Regions from separate parts of the Homo sapiens genome. Here region 1 is linked to region 2. Evidence: chromatin contacts called from ENCODE Hi-C or POLR2A ChIA-PET data. All regions are on one chromosome and are shown on one strand. The core of a region is the stretch at or near the end of the contact, and the rest is flanking DNA. Distances in the headings are between cores, read along the strand shown. Region 1 has its middle 66 kb from the start of RESF1. Region 2 overlaps AMN1 (antagonist of mitotic exit network 1 homolog).

What was found. Hi-C counts contacts between places; a loop is a spot of excess contacts on that map. ChIA-PET counts read pairs that join two places held with the same protein, here RNA polymerase II (POLR2A). Pooled maps may share reads with other maps.
Region 1: a loop to region 2 is called in a pooled map, with 5 times the contacts of the local background. The contact joins two enhancer-like sites. A Hi-C loop is called at or near these places in 7 of 50 pooled maps. POLR2A ChIA-PET finds 5 or more read pairs at or near these places in 4 of 52 experiments (B cell, OCI-LY7, WTC11 and 1 more).

The regions. Positions count from the first base shown.
Region 1 is chr12:32,024,313-32,027,329 of GRCh38, reverse strand. No RefSeq gene overlaps it. Among named protein-coding and RNA genes, the nearest start is that of RESF1, 66 kb to the right of the region's middle. RefSeq lists an enhancer at 2,041-2,335. Within about 2 kb of position 1,314, at least 2 of the 41 ENCODE cell types and tissues checked have a DNase peak (open chromatin) inside an H3K27ac peak, as active enhancers do; they include B cell, where a contact is called at or near this core.
Region 2 is chr12:31,680,736-31,683,766 of GRCh38, reverse strand. All of the region lies in intron 6 of AMN1 (antagonist of mitotic exit network 1 homolog), which reads left to right. Among named protein-coding and RNA genes, the nearest start is that of ETFBKMT, 23 kb to the right of the region's middle. RefSeq lists a silencer at 1,231-1,320. Within about 2 kb of position 1,451, at least 4 of the 41 ENCODE cell types and tissues checked have a DNase peak (open chromatin) inside an H3K27ac peak, as active enhancers do; they include B cell, where a contact is called at or near this core.

The DNA.
Region 1 (3,017 bases), core at 65-2,564, 340 kb before region 2:
CGTAATTTCTCTTTTTCTGATTGATGAAATGCCAGGGTAAAAGGGATAGCTAATTGAACTAGAGCATAAGTGCTGCTCTAATTATTTGGTAGAGTGTCTAGTAAAGGTTTTTTACAGTATTACTATGCATCCGCTTGGGGATGAATAAGGGTGGACTGATGGGTTAGCTTTTGGAAGTGCCTGACCTCGCTGTATCATGTTAAGTCTTCAAAGTACGCTAAATTTTCCTTTTATCGTTGGAGACACGAGGTAAAATTGGTCTTGGAAGATGGAGGCTGAATGGCCCTCGGGGGGCTGACCCTCAGGGTACTGCACTTTAGGAAATAGTAGAGAGAGTTTGGCACACTTTACTATCTTAGGCTGCAGGATTTTGATACCGGCCGGGTGCAGTGGCTCACGCCTATATCCCAGCACTTTGGGAGGCCGAGACGGGCGGATCACGAGGTCAGGAGATGGAGATCGAGACCATCCTGGCTAACAGGGTAAAACCCCGTCTCTACTAAAAATACAAAAAAAAAAAAAAAAAAAAAGTTAGCCGGGCTTGGCAGCGTGCGCTTGTAGTCCCAGCTACTTGGGAGGCTGAGGCAGGAGAATGGCTTGAACCCGGGAGGTGGAGCTTGTAGTAAGCCGAGATTGCGCCACTGCACTCCAGCCTGGGCGACAGAGCGAGACTCCGTCTCAGATAAAAAAAAGAAAAAAAGACAAAAGAAGAAAAGGAGCTACCATGCAGTCCATGCCTTGTCGATTAGAGGACTATCTGAGTGGAAAGGGGATAACTTGGACTTCTAGCCTACTGTGTGCACAAGCATAACAATTGCTTTTATTTAGAGTGCGGACAGAATATTTAATGTATTTTAGCTAGTCATTTACATCTTGATATCTTGTTTTAATTGCTGTGGTTTGCTTTAGATTTTTTTACTTTTACTACAAAGACTTTGGTTTTGTCATTTGGTATGAGAGGAGTGATAACTGAACAGGCATTAAAAGTAATAATTTGAGGTGAGTTAGATTTAGTTACATTAATAAGATGGGGAGTAGTTAAAGGAAAGAAAAGATAGATAAAGTTTTCTTAGCTTTAACTTGGTAGGGCTTGACCCTGGAACAATGACCTATAACTTTGATGGTGATGACGCTTTTTTGACTTGGGTATGATGTGTCTATCCTTTTCTGCTGTGCGAACGGCAGTCTCGGTGGTTAGCAGCACAAGGTAGGGTTCTTAGGCTGCCTCGAGTTTTTCTTCTTTCTATCTTTTGATGAGGATGTGGTTTCCAGGCAGGTGCTGGTGTACGGCTCCTCTGGTTTGTTTCCTTTCTTGGCTCATGCATGAGGTCGCCTGGTCCACATCATATGTGAGGATCATTTACTCCAGATTGCTGGCCAGTTTCTTCTGCCTTGTTGAGAGTCCGGGTCTATTCATCACACCAGATGGGTCTCAATTTCTTACTACCCCTGAGGCCACCACAATGAGGCAGTGGGAGACCCCCTCATGAGAGGACTAGAGACCACCCCAGAGGAAAATGTATCCCTGTACGGACCACCATTTCTTATATGTAAAAATGTTTATTTAGAAATAGAATGCTTGTTCCCCAGTGCTACAAAGAAATAACATTCAAACATAAATTTAATTCTCTTAGCAAGGCAAACTTTACTTTATGCAGAAAGGGGCTCATAGCAGATGGAATAATGGCGAGAGCACCAGTAGAGACAGGTTTTCACCATGTTAGCCAGGCTGGTCTTGAACTCCTGAGCTCAAGTGATCACCTGCCTCAGGCTCCCAAAGTGCTGGGATGGAAAAGGAGAGTGCCTTGGATTGGCCCTGGCGAAGCAGGGACCATCCCTTTATCTGCACAGGGCGCCAGTTCACCTCAGTCTTTAATTTGCCACAGACCAAATCCTTCATCTAGATAAGAACCTCAAATGAGGTACTTAAAGCCCAGAAAGCTTTGTAACTGCACCCTTGAGCTGCTTGCTCAGGCCCACTCCCACCCTGTGAAGTGCTTTCTCGCTTTAATGAATTCCTGCTCTCGTTGCTTCATTCCTGCATTTCATTTCTCTGCTACTTCGTACGTTTTGTTCAATTCTTTGTTCAAAATGCCAAGGACCTGGACAACTCGTAGTCAAGACCCTCTACCAGTAACACTTGTTGCTCCTATTCCTCCTGGTGCTATTTATTGCTACTGCACATGTACCCTGTGCCCAAGGGTAGAACGACTTTCCAGCTTCTGAAGCACAGAGGCTTGGGGAGGACAGATTGTCATGTGACTCAGGACTTCACTGAACCTTGTTCATACAGTTGACCACATTCCTTTGTTTGGATCACTAAGGGAGAGTCATTATCATTACAAGGCAAGATCCTGGGCAAAGCACATTTTAGACCCCAAAATATTTTGTCCTCTTTGCAAGGCATTTCATCTATTATTTCCTTTTTAATCCAGGATGGGCAAAAAAAGAAGTTGTAATGTTTGTATTCCATATTTGTCGTTACAAAAGAAAGATATTTTCATATTCCAAAATTGTAAAAGTAAACAAAACACAGTAACAACAACGAAAACTATAATCAGAAGGAAGGGCACCAGGTTCAGACAGTGGTGGCTTTGAAAGAAGAAGTAAGTGAGATTGAAATTGAGAGAATTAAAAAAAAGATTTTAAGTTTTTTTTTTTTTTTGAGACAGGGTCTCACTCTGTCACACAGGCTGGAGTGCAGTGATGCAATCTCAGCTCATTGCAACCTCTGCCTCCCTGGCTCAACTGATCCTCCCACCTCAGCCTCCTGAGTAGCTGGGACTACAGGCGGGTACCACTACGCCCAGCTAATTTTTATATTTTTTTGTGGAGATGGGGTTTAGACATGTTGCCCAGGCTGGTCTTGAACTCTTGAACTCAAGCGATCTGTTCATCTTGCCCCCGCCCCAAAGTGCTGAGATCGCATACTGCACTCCAGCCTGGGCAACAGAGCAAGGCTCCATCTCAAAAAAAAAAAAGATAAAAAGCTACACACCGCTGGGCGTGGTGGCTCA
Region 2 (3,031 bases), core at 202-2,701:
CCAAGACTGGGTAACTTATAAAGAAAAAGAGGTTTAATGGACTCACAGTTCCACGTGGCTGGGGAAGCCTCACAATCATGGCTGAAGGCGAAAGGCACGTCTTACAGGGTGGCAGGCAAGAGAGAATGAGAGCCAAGAGAAGGGGTTTCCCCTTTTAAAACCATCAGATCTCATGAGACTTATTTACTATCATAAGAACAGCACAGGAAAGACTTGCCCCCATGATTCAATTACCTCCCACCGGGTCCCTCTCACGACACATGGGAATTGTGGGAGCTACAATTCAAGATGAGATTTGGGTGGCGACACAGTCAAACCATATCAATCATTCTTTTAAAAAGTAAAAATGGTGTTCCATGAGAAAAGTAACTAGTTCAGTTCACAACCCTGAAAGGGTCTCAGACTACAGAATATGCAGACTACACTTTGGGAACCACTGCTTTATGGTAAAGAAAAATTATCAGTCAACTTCAACATTTGCAGCAAGAATAGCATATCATTTTCTGGCCAGGTGTGGTAGCTCACGCCTGTAGTCCTGCACTTTGGGAGGCCAAGGCAGGCAGATCACTTGAGATTAGGAGTTTGAGACCAGCCTGGCCAATATGGTGAAACCCCCTCTCTACTAAAAATACAAAAATTAGCTGGGCATGGTGGCGCACGCCTGTAATCCCAGCTACTCTGATGGCTGACGCATGAGGATCACTTGAGCCTGGGGGGCAGAGGTTGCAATTAGCCAAGATTGTGCCACTGCACTCCAGCCTGAGTGACAAGGTGAGACACTGTCTCAAAAAAAAAAAAAAAAAGAATAGCATACCCCTTTCAAATCACTTCTTATATTTTTGTGTGGCTGCCAGAAGTAGTGGAAGTAGACATTGAAATGGCAGGAGTTCAAAATATTTGGAATAAAAATATTTTTGATCTGGAAGATCACAGTTGGTAAATGCTGGACTAGGTGTTACCGTTACATGATCTAAAAATGACCTTTGGGGCCCTGTGTTGTTTACTTCTTCACAGCAACCAGGACTGTTAGCTCAAAAGCCCATCATCACCAAATCAAATGTTTACACATCCAATTGTTTAAGTATAGCCTAAATAACCAAATTATTAGCCATCTATCTAGAGCCCACCTGCTTTACATACCCTGCAAACTACACTCAACGTCTACTATCCATAGATAAAAACCCCAGGCTATAAAAGACCCCAAATCACTGCTGCCCTTTGGAGCTCTGTAACCCAGAGACACCCCCCCACCCGCCCCGCCGATCTTGCTGCTAAACAACGTCATGACACATACACCCTCTCTCTAGTCCTCCAGGAATTCTCTTACCCTCCCCCTTCTGAGTAGTGGCCGCCCTACACTGTCGCTGCCTTTGGAAGGTCTCATGCTGTGAGGGACTTCCCGGCATACAAACCTGTCAAAGCGCTGTCCAAAGAGAGCTTGTTGTGTCCCACTGCCACCTTGTGGTCACATCTTTTTCTTTGTTCTGCCCTGAAATCCTTCAGATTCACTGCAGTTACATGGTGTGCCATAACATAAAACAAAAAGTGTTTATATGTCCAAAAAGTTTGTGAAGGGCAACATGCCACTATTATGAATGTTAATTTGTCAAAGGCTCTGAGAAATACTATAGCTAAGAAACTGTTTAACTTCGTTTGTCCAAGCATTTCCAAATTTCTAGCACAGAACACTTTTTTGATTACCCTAGCCAACTCCATCACATTTTAAAATGTTATTTTTCTGATCCCTGATTTCACAGAATAGGAAAGTGAGATATTGAAATGTTATTTGTGTCAGGGTGCGGTGGCTCATGCCTGTAATCCCAGCACTTTGGGAGGCCAAGGTGGGTGGATCGCTTGAATGCAGGAGTTTGACACCAGCCTGGGCAACATAGAGAAACCCTGCTTCTATAAAAAATTGTTTTAATTAGCTGGGCATGGTGGTGCACACCTATAGTCCCAGCTACTCGGGAGGCTGAGGTGGGAGGATCGCTTGAGGCCCCAGGGGTTTGAAATCAGCCTGCACAACATTAACTGAGACTTGCTGTCTAATAAAATAATAATAGTGCTAAGACTAAAACTAAAATCTTAAGATACAGTAAAACGAACGCTGATCCCATCCACGCCATCTCTCCAGAACATCGAATAAATCACTTAACTCTTATGGATCTCGACTTTGCCTTGTGCATAATGGCCAATTATCATAACATTGAGAGATCTAATATTAATAATAATGCAAGAGGCCGGGCATGGTGGCTCACGCCTGTAATCCCAGAACTTTGGGAGGCCGAGGCAGGTGGATCACCTGAGGTCAGGACTATGAGACCAGCCTGACCAACATGGTGAAACCCTGTCTCTACTAAAAATACAAAAATTAGCCAGGCATGATGATGTATGCCTGTAATTCCAGCTACTCAGGAGGCTAAGGCAGGAGAATTGCTTGAACGCAGGAGGCAGAGGTTGCAGTGAGCCAAGGTCATGCCACTATACTCCAGCCTGAGCAACAAGAGCGAAACTTCGTCTCAAAAAAAATAAATAAAAATAATAATGCAAGAGTTCATACAATATATTCTACCTTGAGTCATCACATCAAAAAAAATAAATTTTTTAAATAGTTCATATAAAATGGCTTTTATTAATAAACTAAAGAGAAAAAAGCTGAAGAAATTTTAACTACCCAGATCACTTCTACTCTTCCCACTTAACCATCAGTACCCCTAAATCTTCTATAATGATATATTTTTGCTAACATCATTGAATGGAAGTAAAGTGGGCTAACATGTTCACCTTATATTTGATTTTTAATTTCTTCTTTTTCCAAGGAAGATAAATGCTGGTTGTGTTTGTGGGGGTTTTTTGTTTGATACATGGAAGGCCTTTCTTCTTTCGTGACACCTTATATAACATGATTCCTCTTATATATTCATATGGTTGCTCACATATGAGTATTTAAGACCATAAAATTTATATTATATAGAAAGTATTTACTATACTTGCATATGCATGTGCAATTATAATATTGTTACCCTCAAAG